Regions from separate parts of the Homo sapiens genome. Here region 1 is linked to region 2. A link is a loop called in an ENCODE intact Hi-C map of the cell type or tissue named here. Cell type or tissue: IMR-90. All regions are shown on one strand.

Region 1 (8,000 bases), 240 kb before region 2:
TTCCCATGCCCCCAGACTCTCCACTTGAGGATATTAGGTTATCAGAAAGGTGTGGGAAAGAGAAAACCTAGCTATAAGAACAGTAGAATTAGCATTTAGAAGCCAAAAGAACAAAGGAGGTTAGAAGAGAGAAGGGCAGAAAAAAGAGAAATAAAAGAGGCAAGAAACCAGACAGCATTTTCTTAGCTAAGTGAAGGAGACTTAAGGTCTTCAGATAGCAAGCATCTGCATCACCAGACACACAGTCAACTTTCTGCTTCAGCAGTTCTTTCAGCTACAAAGGCACCGAAATGCCGTTATACTTAAGTGTAAATGACTAACAAAAATGCAGTTTTGATCTGTTGAGGAAAAGGTAAATTAAGAGGCTAACTGAAAGCTCTCTACAAACTGATATTAAAAGATCTTCAGAATACCGTGCTCAATGAAATAAGCAGGATGCAGAACAAGTTTTTGTGTGAAGAGGGGTAGGATTGGGAATAAAACTCTATATTTACTTGGAAGGGAATAAAGAAGGTTGAAGGACACAAAAAACTAAAGGTGTTTACTTATTTGGGGAGAGGAGGAACTGAACAGATGGAGGACATGGGTGGGGGACACCATTTACCATAAATCTCTTGATAATCTCTGGTTTTCAAATCATAGGACTTTATTACCCATTCAAAATTAAAATTAAAAATTTTTGGCCAGGCGCGGTGGCTCACACCTGTAATCCCAGCACTTTGGGAGGCCGAGGCGGGTGAATCACGAGGTCAGGAGATCGAGATCATCCTGGCTAACACGGTGAAACCCCGTCTCTATTAAAAATACAAAAAATTAGCCGGGTGTTGTGGCAGGCGCCTGTAGTCCCAGCTACTTGGGAGGCTGAGGCAGGAGAATGGCGTGAACCCGGAAGGCGGCGCCTGCAGTGAGCTGAGATGGCGCCACTACACTCCAGCCTGGGAGACAGAGCGAGACTCTGTCTCAAAAAAAAAAAAAATTTTTTTTTAAAGAGACTACCTGAAGTTAAGGGAGAAGGGGTAGGTGGTAAAACGTTTAAAAATCTAAAAGTTTAAAAGTTTAAAAAAGAAAAATTTTTAAATTTTCCTGAACATTTTAGCCTTCCTAAATCCATTTATTTTCTCTCAAATTTCCCCCTGCCCCAATTAGCTATTTCTTTCTCAGTCCTTTCCTCTTTGCAGCAAAAACAGCAGTATGAAAGAACGATGATGAGAGCAAAGTGGGGGTGAGCTGTTTGGAACTGGGATGAAGTAACCAAAGGGACTTTCTTTGGGCAAACCTGGAAGTAGGACGACAGGAAGCAGCTCTGCTTTCTAGTGCCCAAACGCCTTCATACTCCCAGGCTACAGTCTTCTGAGGCAAGGGCTCACATAAAGAGGAGTATACCGCAGGGCTTCATTGTCTTTCTCAAGCCCAGGAAGTAGATGTGGTAGGAGCACACAGTCCTGGGCTCCTGAAGGTACTCTATCATCCTACAGGAAAATTACTCCTGAATGGTACAGACCCCCAACAAGTGGTCCTTCTCTTATTCTTCTGTGTGTGAACGCTCATGTGGGTACACAGCTCTACATCTACGTGTGCACACTTACACAAACATACATACAACCTATCTCTGCAGAGGTGTTTCTGCTTTGGGACTATAGTTACACTTTCTGAATTAATCATCTTTGGTTGAATTTCCTCCAAAGTCAGTACCAGGTAACTGTGCTGAGAAAGTCAACTGCTGAATGTCAACTGCCTTCTTCATAATTAACAAATTTTCTTCTTAGAAAAGAAGTAAACACCAAGAGTGGCAAAGAACACAGGTTTAAGAAGGTTGAAGGCACCAAAGATCAACACAGGATTCTTTCTGTGGTGTTTCACTCTACCCTGAACAAACAAAACAAAAGCAGTATGTTCTTGCCCTGTATGGCTGCATGTAAGTATGCTGTGGTAGACGCATTACACAGGAAAGAATACATCTTATAGGTCTTATATTAACTCAGGTGTATAATTAAACACATTATGTAAAATAAGCTCAATTTCAAGAGGACATTTAGATATACACTTTTATGATGCAATAATCCTTGCCTTCTGAGGAATGCTAAATGGGATTAAGTTAGCGGTACTAGTACCTGAGGAGAGGAGGGCTCCAGTAACTTGGACAAACTGGTAAGAACCGTGACTAGCAGGAGGGCTTCTTTGCTATTAAAATCTTCCTCTTGACTGCTAAGTAAATTCAACAAGGACCTCTGAGAAAGGAAGGCACACACAGCAAGCAATGTTAGCAGACACGTTCCTATCAGGAAGAAGAGGCATCTAGTCAGAGACTCCTAAGACTAGGACAGAAAGAATTCAAAGCTACCAAAATTCTAAGAGGATAAAATCTGAAAATACACCTGAATTGAGCAGTAGTTTCCTAAGCTGTTTTTGACCATAAACCTCTCTGAGAATGCTCCTGAAAACTGACTCTTTCCGTTCCAACCCCATGCAAAATGTAGATAATGAACTATGTACCCAATTTCTGGTGGCTCACAGCTCCCTGGAGCCTATCCATTGATCTCAGGCTTAGACAAGGCACCAAACCCAGCAATGCTTATATACCTTCCCTGTTACCTGAAATAACTATGTATTTGATTATTTGTCAGTGTCTTTCTACTATAATGTAAGCTCCATAAGGATAGGAATATTTTGTCTCTTTTGTTCCCTGCTACATCCCCAGCACCTAGAACTGTTTCTGGCACATGGTAGGAACTTCAGAATTACTTGTTAAATAAAAAACTCCTGTGATAGAACATCCTGATATTTTGACAACTATTGGTTAGAAACTAACAAACTTTATTGTCCAGTGTTTACGTTGTCTGTCAGACCAAGCCAAATTATACCACAGACTCAGAAAACAAAAACACAGACTCTATGCCTTGAAGACTCCTTTCTGTTTACATCAACTCAAACAGTGGTCCTTAGAAGTAATGAGTATTGCAGGTTGGGGTGGCTAAATACCTATCCTCACTAGGGTCCTTTTAAATACATTATCTTCCATTCTGAGAGCTATGTCCTGTTGCCTGTATGACCCAGAAAAAATTCTTCTCCTACTTGGTCACTGTCTGCCCATTCTTACCAGCTGCCCCTGCTAACAGTTCCTTTGCAAAGCCTCTCAGGCCAGTACAGCAGCTTTGCAAGGCTTCTCACCTGAAATTGCCGGATCTGGAATGCTGTTCTCTGAGTGACACTGACATCTGCATCTTCTCTCTCTTCTCCTTCCTTATCTGTGACATCTAGGAATGGAAAAGAAACTCTTGTCTTCTTTGATATAAACTCATACTTTTTGGCCTTTTAATAGCTAAAATTTTTGAAAGCCAAAAAAAAGTCTAAAGGCAGACTTAAATTTCTAAAATTTTGTGATTTCTTAATACTATATTCCATTTTCCAGCCACTCTTTGTGGTTGAATGTAATCCAGTAGGTACCAATCCTGAATCCACTAGATGTCACTCCTTAGCAACATTAGGACTGTTCTCAAGTGTCTTCTGGTAGGTTAACAAATGGAATTAAGGGGTTGAGCTAAGGAGAAACCTAAATCAAGCCTATTTATTGATACTGCAATGCTTACCCAGAGCTCTGAGAAACTGCTGAATCTTGGGCTGATAGAACTGTTGCACAGCACTGAATATTTTCTGTAAACCCTCCAAGCACAGCAGTGAGATGCTCTTTCCTTTCTCTTTCTTTCCCGACTCTTCCACTGAAGTAGGAATTGAAGTGTATCTCCATAGCAAGACTCTGAAGCAGGAGAAAGTGGTATTGTTTTTAAAGACAGGTTCACCGAGATAAAATAACAAACAGTAAAATTCTTACCCTGTAGGTGAACAGTTCTAGAAGTTTAAAAAAACTTACATGGTTGTGTAATCTCCCCACAATCAAGGTATTTCTATCACTCTAAAAGTTCCCTTGTGCTCACTGATAGTCAATTCTCTCCTCCCATTTCCAAGCAACTACTGATCTAATTTCTGTCCCTATGGTTTTACTTTCTACGAAACATCATACAAAAATGGTTATCATTCAGTATATAGCCTTCTGAGTCTGCCTTTAACACAGCAGACTCTATATTCATCAGGGATATTGCTATGCAGTTTTCTTGCAATGGTCTGGGTCTGGTTTGGTATCAGGGTAATGCTGACCTCATTAATTAAATGAGGTGGAATATGTTCTCTCCTATTTCCTGGAAGAATTTGCACAGAATTTACATTACTTCTCCCTTAAATGTTTGGATGAATTTACCACGGAATAGACCTAGATCTTAAGTTTTGTGAAAAAAGTTTGAACCACAAATTCAATTTCTTTGAATAGAGATAAGATTACTCAGGTTTTTTTGAATAGAGATAAGATTACTCAGGTTTTTTTTTTTTTTTTGAGACAGAGTCTCACTCTGTCACCCAGGCTGGAGTGCAGTGGGGTGATCTCACTGCAAACTCACACCTCCCAGATTCAAGTGGTCTTCCTGCCTCAGCTTCCTGAGTAGCTGGGACTACAAGTGCATACCACCACGCCCAGCTAATTTTTGTATTTTTTTTAGTAGAGCTGGGGTTTCACCATGTTGGCCAGACTGGTCTTGAACTGCTGACCTCAGGTGATCCACCTGCTTCGGCCTCCCAAAAGTGCTGGGATTACAGATGTGAGCTACCACGCCCGGCCAGGTTGCCTATTTTTTGTTGAGTGAGCTTTCAAGAAATCTGTCCATTAAACTTAAAAGTTTACTGGCATAAAATCGTTAATATTCTATTATCTATTTTTTAGCATCTGTAGGATCAGTAGTGATGTCCCTTCTTCCTCAATTCTGCAATTTGTAATGTGTCTTCTCTTTTCCTGATTAGTCTGGCTAAAGTTCATTAAATTTATTGATCTTCTCAAAGAACCAGCTTTCTTTTAATGTTTTCTATTTTAATTTTCTGCTTCTTCATAGTTGTGCTTTTGTCTATTTCCTTCCTTCTGATTACTTTCATTATAATTTGCTCTTCTTTTTCTATTTTCTTAATGTGGAAGTTTATATGGGAGATCTGAGATTTTTAAATCACTAACTGCTTTAATTTCCTCAATAGCACTTTGGCTGGATCATATCTTTTGACATGTTGTCTGTTTGTTTCCATTCTATTCAAGATGTTTTCTAATTTCCCTGACGACTTTTTGACTATGGGCTATTTAAAAATGCATTTAATTTCTAATATATGGGGATTATCTAGATATCTTTCTGTTACTGCTTTCTTCTTTAATTCTGTTTGGTCAGAGAATTTCTACTTTTTTTTAATTTGCTGAGTTTTATGGCCCAAAATATGGCTCATCTTGGTGAATACACCATGTGCACCTAAAAAGAAGTGTGTATTTTGAAGGTGCTGTGGAGTGTTCTTATAAGTGTCAATTAAATCAAGCTGGGTGACAGTGTTGTTCACTTCTTCTACCTCCTTTCAGTAGATTTTCTATCTACTGGTTTTTTTTTGTTTTGTTTTCTGTTTTTTGACTATGGAGAGAGGGCTGATTACATTAATTAAGGATTTGTCTATTTTTCCTTCAGTTCCATCAGTTTTTGCTTTAAGTATTTTGAATCACTTAACCATTATGTAATATCCCTCTTTTTTTCCCCAATAATAGCATAACATTTTATATGTGACTAACAATCCATATCAAAGCAAGACTAGAAGCCCTGGGAACCCAAGAGCTCAAGGCCAGCCTGGGCAACACTGCAAACCCCATCTCTTTAAATGAAAAAAAAACAAAAACAAAAAAACAAACGAGCCCCCTCCCCCTCCCCCTCCCTCTCCCCACGGTCTCCCTCTCCCTCTCTTTCCACGGTCTCCCTCTGATGCCGAGCCAAAGCTGGACTGTACTGCTGCCATCTCGGCTCACTGCAACCTCCCTGCCTGATTCTCCTGCCTCAGCCTGCCGAGTGCCTGCAATTGCCGCCACACCTGACTGGTTTTCGTATTTTTTTGATGGAGACGGGGTTTCGCTGTGTTGGCCGGGTTGGTCTCCAGCTCCTAACCACGAGTGATCCGCCAGCCTCGGCCTCCCGAGGTGCCGGGATTGCAGACGGAGTCTCGTTCACTCAGTGCTCAATGGTGCCCAGGCTGGAGTGCAGTGGCGTGATCTCGGCTCGCTACAACCTCCACCTCCCAGCCGCCTGCCTTGGCCTCCCAAAGTGCCGAGATTGCAGCCTCTGCCCAGCCGCCACCCCGTCTGGGAAGTGAGGAGCGTCTCTGCCCGGCCGCAATCCCATCTAGGAGGTGAGGAGCGCCTCTTCCCGGCCGCCATCCCATCTGGGAAGTGAGGAGCGTCTCTGCCTGGCCGCCCATCGCCTGAGATGTGGGGAGCGCCTCTGCCCCGCCGCCCCGTCTGGGATGTGAGGAGCACCTCTGCCCGGCCGCCCCGTCTGAGAAGTGAGGAGCCCTGCCGCCCGGCAGCCGCCCCGTCTGAGAAGTGAGGAGCCCCTCCGCCCGGCAGCCACCCCGTCTGGGAAGTGAGGAGCGTCTCCACCCGGCAGCCACCCCGTCCAGGAGGGAGGTGGGGGTCAGCCCCCGCCAGGCCAGCCGCCCCGTCCGGGAGGGAGGTGGGGGGGGTCAGCCCCCCGCCCGGCCAGCCGCCCCGTCCGGGAGGGAGGTGGGGGGGTCAGCCCCCCGCCCGGCCAGCCGCCCCGTCCGGGAGGTGAGGGGCCCCTACTGGGAAGTGAGGAGCCCCTCTGCCCGGCCAGCCGCCCCGTCCGGGAGGGAGGTGGGGGGGTCAGCCCCCCACCTGGCCAGCCGCCCCGTCTGGGAGGTGAGGGGCCCCTACTGGGAAGTGAGGAGCCCCTCTGCCCAGCCACCACCCCGTCTGGGAGGTGTACCCAACAGCTCATTGAGAACGGGCCACGATGACAATGGCGGTTTTGTGGAATAGAAAGGGGGGAAAGGTGGGGAAAAGATTGAGAAATCGGATGGTTGCCATGTCTATGTAGAAAGAAGTAGACATGGGAGACTTTTCATTTTGTTCTGTACTAAGAAAAATTCTTCTGCCTTGGGATCCTGTTGATCTGTGACCTTACCCGCAACCCCGTGCTCTCTGAAACATGTGCTGTGTCCACTCAGGGTTAAATGGAAAAACAAAAACAAAAACAAAAACAAAACAAAACAAAAAAAACGAAAAAACAAAAGCCACAGTGGCTCAGGCCTGTAATCCCAGCACTTTGGGAGGCTGAGATGGGCGTATCGCTTGAGCCCAGGAGTTCAAGACCAGCCTGGGCAATATGGTGAAATCCTATCTCTACAGAAAATTAAAAAAAAAAAAATAAGGGCCAGGTGCAGTGGCTCACGCCTGTAAACCCAGCACTTTGGGAGGCCAGGGTGGTGGATCACCTGAGGTCAGGAGTTCGAGACCAGCCTGGCCAACATGGTGAAACCCTGTCTCTACTAAAAATACAAAAATTAGCAGGGCATGGTGGTGCCCTGTAATCCCAGCTACTTGGGAGACTGAGGCAGGAGGATCACTTGAACCGGGGAGGCCGAGGTTGCAGTAAGCCAAGATCACGCCACTGCACTCTAGCCTGGGTGACAGAGCAAGACCCTGTCTCCAAAAAAAGTAGTAAATAAAATAAACTAAAATTAAAAATTAAAAAGTAGTTGGGCATGGTGGTGTGCACCTGTAGTCCCAGCTACTCAGAAAGCTGCAGTGGAAGGACTGCTTGAACCTCGGAGGAAGGGGTTGTAGTGAGCCGAGATTGCACCACGGCATTCCACCCTGGGCAATAGAGCGAGACTCTCTCAAAAAAAGCCAAAAAAAAAGCCAAAACAACAACAACAACAAAAAAAAAAAGGTGGGGGGGGCGCCAGGGGAAGGCAAGACTAGAAAAAAGACCCTATGTCAATGACTGCACTTTTTTTCACTCTTTTAAGATGGAGTTTCGCTCTTGTTGCCCAGGCTAGAGTGCAATGGCACAATCTAGGCTCACTGCAACCTCCGCCTCCCAGGTTCGAGCAATTCTCCTGCCTCAGCCTCCCGAGTA
Region 2 (8,000 bases):
TGCTCTTGTTGCTTAGGCTGGAGTGCAATGGTGTGATCTCAGCTCACTGCAACATCTACCTCCCGGGTTCAAGCAATTCTCGTGCCTCAGCCTCCCGAGTAGCTGGGATTACAGGCACATGCCACCACGCCTGGCTAATTTTTGTATTTTTAGTAGAGATGGGGTTTCACCATGTTGGCCAGGCTGGTCTCAAACTCCTGACCTCAGGTGATCCACCTGCCTTGGCCTCCCAAAGTGCTGGGATTACAAGGCGTGAGCCACCATGCCCGGCCCCCAGTAGGTAGTTTTTCAATCCTTCCCTCCCTCCTTCCCTCCCTCCCCATTTTTGGAGTCCCCAGTGTCTGTTTCCATCATTATGTCCATGAGTACCCATTGTTTAGCTCTACTTATAACTGAGAACATGTGGTATTTGATTTTCTATTTCTTCATTAATTCATTTAGGATAATGGCCTCTAGCTGCATTCCTGTTGCTGCAAAGGACATGATTTCATTATTTTTTTTTAATGGCTGTATAAAATACTCTCGATCCACATTGCATATACAGTCTTGATTTCAAATGAAACTTAAAAAGGCACAGGACAAAACTAGGAAAGAAATATTTAAAAAATATTAATAGTTTGCTTCTGGGTAGTGAGATGATGGACACTTCCCCCCTTTGTCTTTATTCTTATACGTTTCAAGTGTTCCACAGTGAACACAAATCACTTAAAATCTGGAGGAAAAAGCTTCAAACAACTTCCTACACATAAAAGAAGAAACAGATTACACCTGGACTTGGGGCTTTAGTCTTAAGTGCTAGGCTTCTGTGTATATCACGGTGGCCCATTGAGAATGTGACCTATGTTTTGTCTTTTTGTTGTAGCATGAGTTTCCTGTTTGTGCTGGGATGGGGCAGAGGGCAGATAAGTCCTTAGGTTTTTATATCTGTGTTCTTCATGGTAAAGCTCTAGTATGGAGAAAATGAGCGAAAAAACTCTTTGTTTTGGGAGGAGTTAGTGTTTTTTTTTAAAAAGGCTGGCCGGGCGAGGTGGTGCATGCCTGTAATCCCAGCACTTTAGGAGGCCGAGGTGGGTGGATCACCTGAGATCAGGAGTTCACGAGCAGCCTGACTAATATGGTGAAACCCTGTCTCTACTAAATACAAAAAAATTAGCCGGGCATGGTTGTGGGTGCCTGTAATCTGAGCTACTTGGGAGGCTGAGACAGGAGAATTGCTTGTACCTAGGAGATGGACGTTGCAGTGAGCTGAGATCGCGCCATTGCACTCCAGCCTGGGCAACAAGAGCGAAACTCTGTCTCAAAAAAAAAAAAAAAAAAAAAAAAGGCCTTGGAGTGGTTCTTAGGGGCTGGTGTTGAAGGGACAAGCTTTTCAATGAGACACTGCTGTCTGAATCCAGTTCCCGCTTTGAATGGAAAAGGCTGCATAAATGCCTGGAAGACCTGGGAACCAAGAGCCAATGCACTGGGAGACCAAGAGGGGCCCCCAAGTTCATGGAGGACCTGCGTTCCACAGCTGGCCTGGGCAGGGGACAGTGGAATGAGGTTTTCCTTCGGCCACGGACCCTGCAGCAGGAAGAAGGAACTGCGGCTCTGCAATAGGAGACTCAAGTTTCCCATTTCCCATTGACAGTAGAGTCTGGTGGACTTCCTTGGTGGCAGATTCCTCTGCGATGGCAGCCTGCCCTCCTACCTAATTTCTGGGGATCAATTACTGCCCTCGAACCCACCATCTCTGGAATGGCACCTGCGACTGCTGTGCCATTCTGTATATTATGGGGTAGCCGGTCGTACTTCTCAAGCCCATCCCTATGAGAGAGTTAAATTCTCCAATTCATGGTTCAAGAGGTTTTTTTCCCCTTTCATTTCATCCATACCACTGTCTGCCCAACATTGTGACAAGAAATTCAGGGCTGCCTTCCCAAGTTATGAGTTGTGACCAATGATCAACCTAACGAATTTTGATCAGATCTGTGGGTCAGAAAATTGGAACAGGAAGTAATCTGTAGGCGTCTCCCAGGGACAAATAAATAGCCAGTTTGGATTTCCTCCAGGTCTGGTCTAGGCAGGTAGGTGGTCAGAACCATGCCAGCTTGTCTAGCCACAGCGAACATTTTGTGAGGATGTGAGTGGGTGTCAAGTGGCTCGCCTGGGTGGGCAGATGTACCCCTCTTCCTGGATCCCCTGGCATATGGGCATTGGTGAGACTGCAGAGCTGTGACCAGGTACAGCAGAGAAGAGAGCCCCAAACATGGAAGAGGGCATGATGGGAGATGCTGGAGAGGAGAGAAAATTTCCATTTGGCTTTTTGAGCTTCTTGTCAGGTCCTCAGAGCACAGCAACTTGGCAGCTCTCTGCGTGCCCCATTCCTAGTCTTCCTTCATGAATTTTTCATTTCAGGCAAAGAGCCCTTATCTTTCGCTGGAGCTGCTTTCCCATCAGCTGGTGACTAGGCAGATGAAGGTTGCATTAAGGCAGGAATTATCCATCCCTTGAGAGAGAAATGGCACTCTGTGCCCTTGAAAGGATGGCTTCTGCGCCACCACCCATTACTGCAGGCTTCTGTCCAACGTTGGATTGCTGTTTTTATTGAGATATTGTTGAGGGCTGAAAGAGAAAGGCTTCAAGGGCAGATACTATGGTCTTGTCTGAAGAGTGAGGTCTTTCCTGCTGCCAATCATTGGACATGAGGGGGCTCCACAGCAGGAAAGAGGAATTAAGAAGGGACTTGGCCTGTCACAACCCAGATTTCCAGGAGTCTCGATGTCCAGGGGCACTCCTGAGGGATGGAGGGAGTTAAGGATGTCATCTCTCCTTGTCCCCATCCCCTGGGCCCAGAGCAGGAGAAGCTCCTGCTGTGCACCTCCTCGGGCCATGTTCCTTTCTACAAAGGGAGTCCATACACCCACCCAAGACTAGGCTCCGTGTACCAGGACCCCAGAGTTTCTGTCCAAATTACAGCAAGCCCTCTTCTGTGCCTGCGGGGCATCTTCATTTTCTCTAGGTCTCTCTTCCCAAGAGTGGACCTCACTACCTGTGTTCACATGCTAGGTACTAGGAGTGGCCAAGGGGTAGCTGTTTTCAGGGTTGTAAGGGGTGTGGGTGTGGAGGAAGCTTGGATGTGTGAGCTGGAGTATCCACACGTATGTGAGGCTCCTCACGATCTGAAAGGATGAGCGTGGGTGGGTGGACCTGGGGCCAGAAGTGGAGAGCCAGGGGAATGGATCTCCAAGGAGGCTGAAAATCCTAAAAGTCAACCTGGTCTTTTAGGTGGTTATGAAGGTATCTACCTCAAGGCGGAAGGATGGAGCATACTTCATTTAAGGGTTTATCAGCTTGACTGAACAACTTGAAAATATGCAGACATAGAGTATGTGAGCTTCCATTCGTTCTCTTGCCTGGCGCCCCACAAATGTTGGTGGGCTTAATTTGTAAGTGGGGAGCTAGGGAGTCCTAGTCCTGGGGTCCCTGATGGACTGGGTAGAGGGCGAAGAGCTGCAGGAAAGAAGTCAGACCTGGCAAACTAAAGTTTTGACTCACGGTGTCCCCTGAATCTATCTTCGTTTTCTTAGTCCTCAGCTTTTAGGACAGTGTGATTGGAAAGTTCTGGCAGGTTTGTTTCTTTCTTTTTTTTTTTTCATTCCTTCTTATTAATAGCGGGTTTCACTGGGAAGCCGCATGGTGGCAATAGATGGCCCCAGTTGGAGAGGGAGCAGCGCCACCCTGAGGCCATGGAGGGAATGGCAGCAGGAATGGGGGTGAGCCCAACGGGGCCTGCCTCTCAGGAGCCCATGCACCAGGCACGCCCCCACCGTGATTCCACGACCATGGCTAAACAAGAAGGGGCTGTATTCTTACCCTCTTACCAAAAATAGCATTTTCACCATTGAAGCTTCCCAAAGAACTCTCAGCTGTTTGCTAACCATGAAAATCAATCCTTGGAGTTCCAGAGGCGGCCAGTCCCCAACTTCCCAGTGGTCACTGTGTAACCCCTGCCCTACCTCATCTTCAGAAACCCCATCATCACTGCGCCAAACCCCAAAGGGAAGTGGAGATGAAGGAAGGGAATTAGCTATGAGCAGCTTAGAAGAGCTAACCCGGGGGTGGCTTCTCAAGCAGAACTCACATGCTTACAAAGGGGCTTCAATAGATCCTTTACCCTTTTCACTTAACACTTTTAAAAATGGTATCACGCTGGCCTAGCGCAGTGGCTCATGCTTGTAATCCCAGCACTTTGGGAGGCTGACGCAGGCGGATCACCTGAGGTCAGGAGTTCAAGACCAGCCTGCTAACACGGTGAAACCCCATTTCTACTAAAAATACAAAAAATTAGCCGGGCGTGGTGGCGTGTGCCTGTAATCCCAGCTACTCAGGAGGCTGAGGCAGGAGAATCGCTTGAACCCGGGAGGCGGAGATTGCAGTGAGCCGAGATGGCGCCATTGCACTCCAGCTTGGGCAACAAGCGCAAAACTCCATCTCAAAAAAAAAAAAAAAAAAAAAAGGTATCACTTATAAACTGGATTAACAGTGTGAAAAAAATTTAATGCCTACTGACTATATTTCCTGACTGCCTGCACACAAACTCTGACAGGTAGAGATTGCTATTGTCCCATTTTACAGACAAGAAAACTGAGGCCCAGTGAGGTGAATGACTCACTCAAGGTCATGTTGTAATAAGTAGTGCTGCTGGGTCTGATTTTTTTCATTGCACTGTTCTATCTTTTGCAAGCACCCTGAAGGAATTTTATTTTTTTATTTTATTTTTTTGAGATGGAGTCTTGCTCTGTCGCCCAGGCTGGAGTGCAGTGGTGCGAACTCGGCTCACTGCAAATTCCACCTCCCGGGTTCACGTCATTCTCCTGCCTCAGCCTCCTGAGTAGCTGGGACCACAGGCACCTGCCACCATGCCTGGCTAATTTTTTTGTATTTTTAGTAGAGACGGGGTTTCACCGTGTTAGCCAGGATGGTCTCGATCTGTGCCCGGTGCCTGAAGGAATTAAAGATTCAAATTCCTGCCACAATCCTGCACTGGGGCATGGTGTTCTTTCTTACTGTGTCATTCAAGTTGCAAAATCCATACATATTCTTGTAACTAAGCAAATATCTCCAATGCCATCTCCTGAGGTGAGCAATATTAACAGTTTTGTGAGTTTTTTTCCTATTATTTTCCCTAGGAAGATACGAATAGTTACAAATTAAAAATTCGTAGAGGGATTCCCACCTCCATTTACAAAATTTTAATTAAAAGCAAAAATCAGGCTAGGCGTGGCAGCTCACATCTGTAATCCCAGCACTTTGGGAGTCTGTGGTCAGAGGATTGCTTGAGGCCAGGAGTTTGAGACCAGCCTGTGCAACATAGGCAGACTCTGTCTCTACAAAATATTTTTAAAAATTAGCTGGGCATGGTGACTCCAGCTACTCAGGAGGCTGAGGCAGGAGGATTGTGTGAGCCCGGGAGGTCAAGACTGCAGTGAGCCGTGATCACGCCACTGCACTCCAGCCTGGATGACAGAGTGAGACCCAGTCTGTAAAAACAAAAAAGCAAAAATCACATTACACAATTAGTTTGTAAACTACATTTTCCCTTAGCCACATATCATGATCATTTTGACAAGTAATATTGATTCATCTCACTTCATCTCACTCTTAATAGCAGTTCAATATTTCATAGTATAGAATATGCTATGGATTATTCAACCGCCCCCATATTGGTAGACATCCAGGGTGTTTCTAGTGATTTTTGCTATTATCAATAATATTGTGATAAACATCTCTGTAAATATTATAAACTAGTAGGCTGTAATCCCAGCACTTTGGGAGGCCGAGGCCAGCGGATCGCTTGTGGTCCAGAGTTCAAGACCAGCTTGGGCAACATGGTGAAATCTCATCTCTACAAAAAAATACTTAAAATTAGCTGAGCATGATGGCATTCGCCTATAGTCCCAGCTACTCAAGAGGCTGAGGCAGGAGAGAGAGGATCGCTTGAGTCCAGGAGGCAGAGGTTGCAGTGAGATGAGATCGTGCCACTGCACTCCAGCCTGAGCAACAGAAATGAAACCTTGTCTCAAAAAAAAAAAAAAAAAAAAGAAACTAGTGTTTTACTTTTGTGGGAGATAGTCCTAAAAGTAGGATAGTTAAATCAAAAGATAGACACTTTAAAACTGGACACAAACTAAATTACCAACAATAGGAGATTTAAAAAAAAAGTTTTTTGGACTGGGTTTCAATTCATCACTCAGGTTGAAGTACAGTGGCGCAATCATGGCTCACTGCAGTCTTGAACTCCTGGGCTCAAGTGATCCTCCTTGCCTCAGCCTCTAGAATAGCTGGAACTGCAAGTGTGCGCCATAGAGATGGGGTCTTGCTAGGTTGCCGAGGCTGGTCTTGGACTCCGGGCCTCAAGTGATCCTCCAACCTCAGCCTCCCGAGTTACTAGGATTACAGTCGTGAGCCACCTTGCCTGGCAACAATAGAAGATTGATTAAGCACATTGCACACAATGGAATACCCACTACATATAATGACAATTTTTAATTTATTTAGAAAAATGTTTTTTTAGAGCTGTTTAAAGAAAAGCCATGTTACAAACAGTACATATAGTATTACCCTATTTTATAAAAATATATGCAGAGAATAAAAGACTTTGAGAAAGAATAAACACTGAAATATTAACAGTGGTTGTTTCTGGGTTACAGGTGCCTTTTCTTTTTTTTTTCTTTTTTCTTTTTTTGAAATGGAGTGTTGCTCAGTTGCCCAGGCTAGAGTACAGTGGCACAACCTCGGCTCACTGCATCCTCCTCTGCTGGGTTCAAACGATTCTCCTGCCTCGGTCTTCCAAGTAGCTGGGACTACAGGCGTGCACCACCAACCCTGGCTAATTTTTGTATTTTTAGTAGAGATGGGGTTTCATCCTGTTGGTCAGGCTGGTCTCAAACTCCTGACCTCAAGTGATCCACCCACCTCGGCCTCCCAAAGTGCCGGGATTACAGGCGTGAGCCACTGCACCTAGCCAAAGTACAATTTCTGACATGCATACATTTTGGTGGCACAGCATAAATTCTTTTTTAAAAATCCTTTTTTTTTTTTTTGAGACAGAGTCTTGCCCTGTCACCCAGGCTGGAGTGTAGCGGTGCTATCTCGGCTCACTGCAACTTCCACCTCCTGGGTTCAAGCAATTCTCCTGCCTCAGCCTCCCGAGTAGCTGGGACTACAGGCGTGTGTCACCATGCCCAGCTAATTTTTGTATTTTTAGTAGAGACGGGGTTTCATCATGTTGGCTAGGCTGGTCTTGAACTCCTGACCTCAGGTGACCTGCCTGCCTTGGCATCCCAAAGTGCTGGGATTACAGGAGTGAGCCACTGTGCCTGCCTTTCCTTTTCTTGTTTTGGCTTGTCTATGTTTTCTACTGCCTCTGCAGCAATGTGTTAGACTCTCTTGGGCTGCAGGGAGAAGAGACCAGCTCAGGTGCTGTACTTGGCAAGTGAGTGGTCATTTCAAGGCTCCATGCGGAGGTGAGGCGTCCGGGAGGCTGGCACCTTAATTGGGAAAATGAGAGCTCTGGCAGCTTGGCAGCCGCTAGAAGCAAAGATGTGAGCACCACTTTACCCTGCAAAGGCAGTGGGACTGCTCTTGCTCCAAGGGGCGCCATCATAGGTATGTCTTTGCCCATTTTTGCCTTGGCTTCTGATTCACCCTTGAGTCTCTGCTTCTCTTGTCGCTCCCAAAGCCTGTCTCCATTCTCCCCTCCTCTCGAAGGCTGTCCTCATGCATGATTCTTCCATGGCCTCTGCTTAGTGCCTCCTGTGTCCACCTTCTTTGAGGGCCTTACACTCCCTTCAAATCCCCCAAGAAACACTATCTGATTGGGTGGTTAGTATTGGTAGCTGCTGTTGGTCACAGCGCTGGCCCCAGGCCATGTTAGAGGGCACTGCTCAGTCAGCAGTTGGCTGCCTTTGTTTCTATAAGGGTCCCTGGCCTGGTCAGTTCTACTAGGGTGGTGAGAT

The links. Peaks named below come from ENCODE experiments on the same cell type or tissue, not always from the same donor. Only the 100,000 strongest peaks of a DNase experiment are listed, where the experiment ranks them.
Region 1: a loop joins it to region 2, with 4 times the contacts of the local background. A loop is called at or near these places in 6 of 110 quality-filtered maps.

What each region holds. Positions count from the first base shown.
Region 1 is chr15:89,295,554-89,303,553 of GRCh38, reverse strand. It overlaps FANCI (FA complementation group I), which reads right to left. Exons shown (of 38, transcript NM_001113378.2): 25 at 3,588-3,754; 26 at 3,169-3,254; 27 at 2,112-2,228. It overlaps LOC124903548 (a long non-coding RNA gene), which reads left to right. Exons shown (of 2, transcript XR_007064749.1): 2 at 1,767-2,779. Among named protein-coding and RNA genes, the nearest start is that of MIR6766, 27 kb to the left of the region's middle. In IMR-90, a CTCF peak has its summit at 3,452 (motif pointing right); a DNase peak (open chromatin) is centred at 3,493.
Region 2 is chr15:89,053,407-89,061,406 of GRCh38, reverse strand. The region is part of intron 1 of CARMAL (coronary artery disease region linked MFGE8 regulatory lncRNA); the gene reads right to left. It also overlaps a transcript of ABHD2 not described here. Among named protein-coding and RNA genes, the nearest start is that of CARMAL, 16 kb to the right of the region's middle. RefSeq lists an enhancer at 1,572-2,072. In IMR-90, a CTCF peak has its summit at 3,702 (motif pointing left); a DNase peak (open chromatin) is centred at 3,686.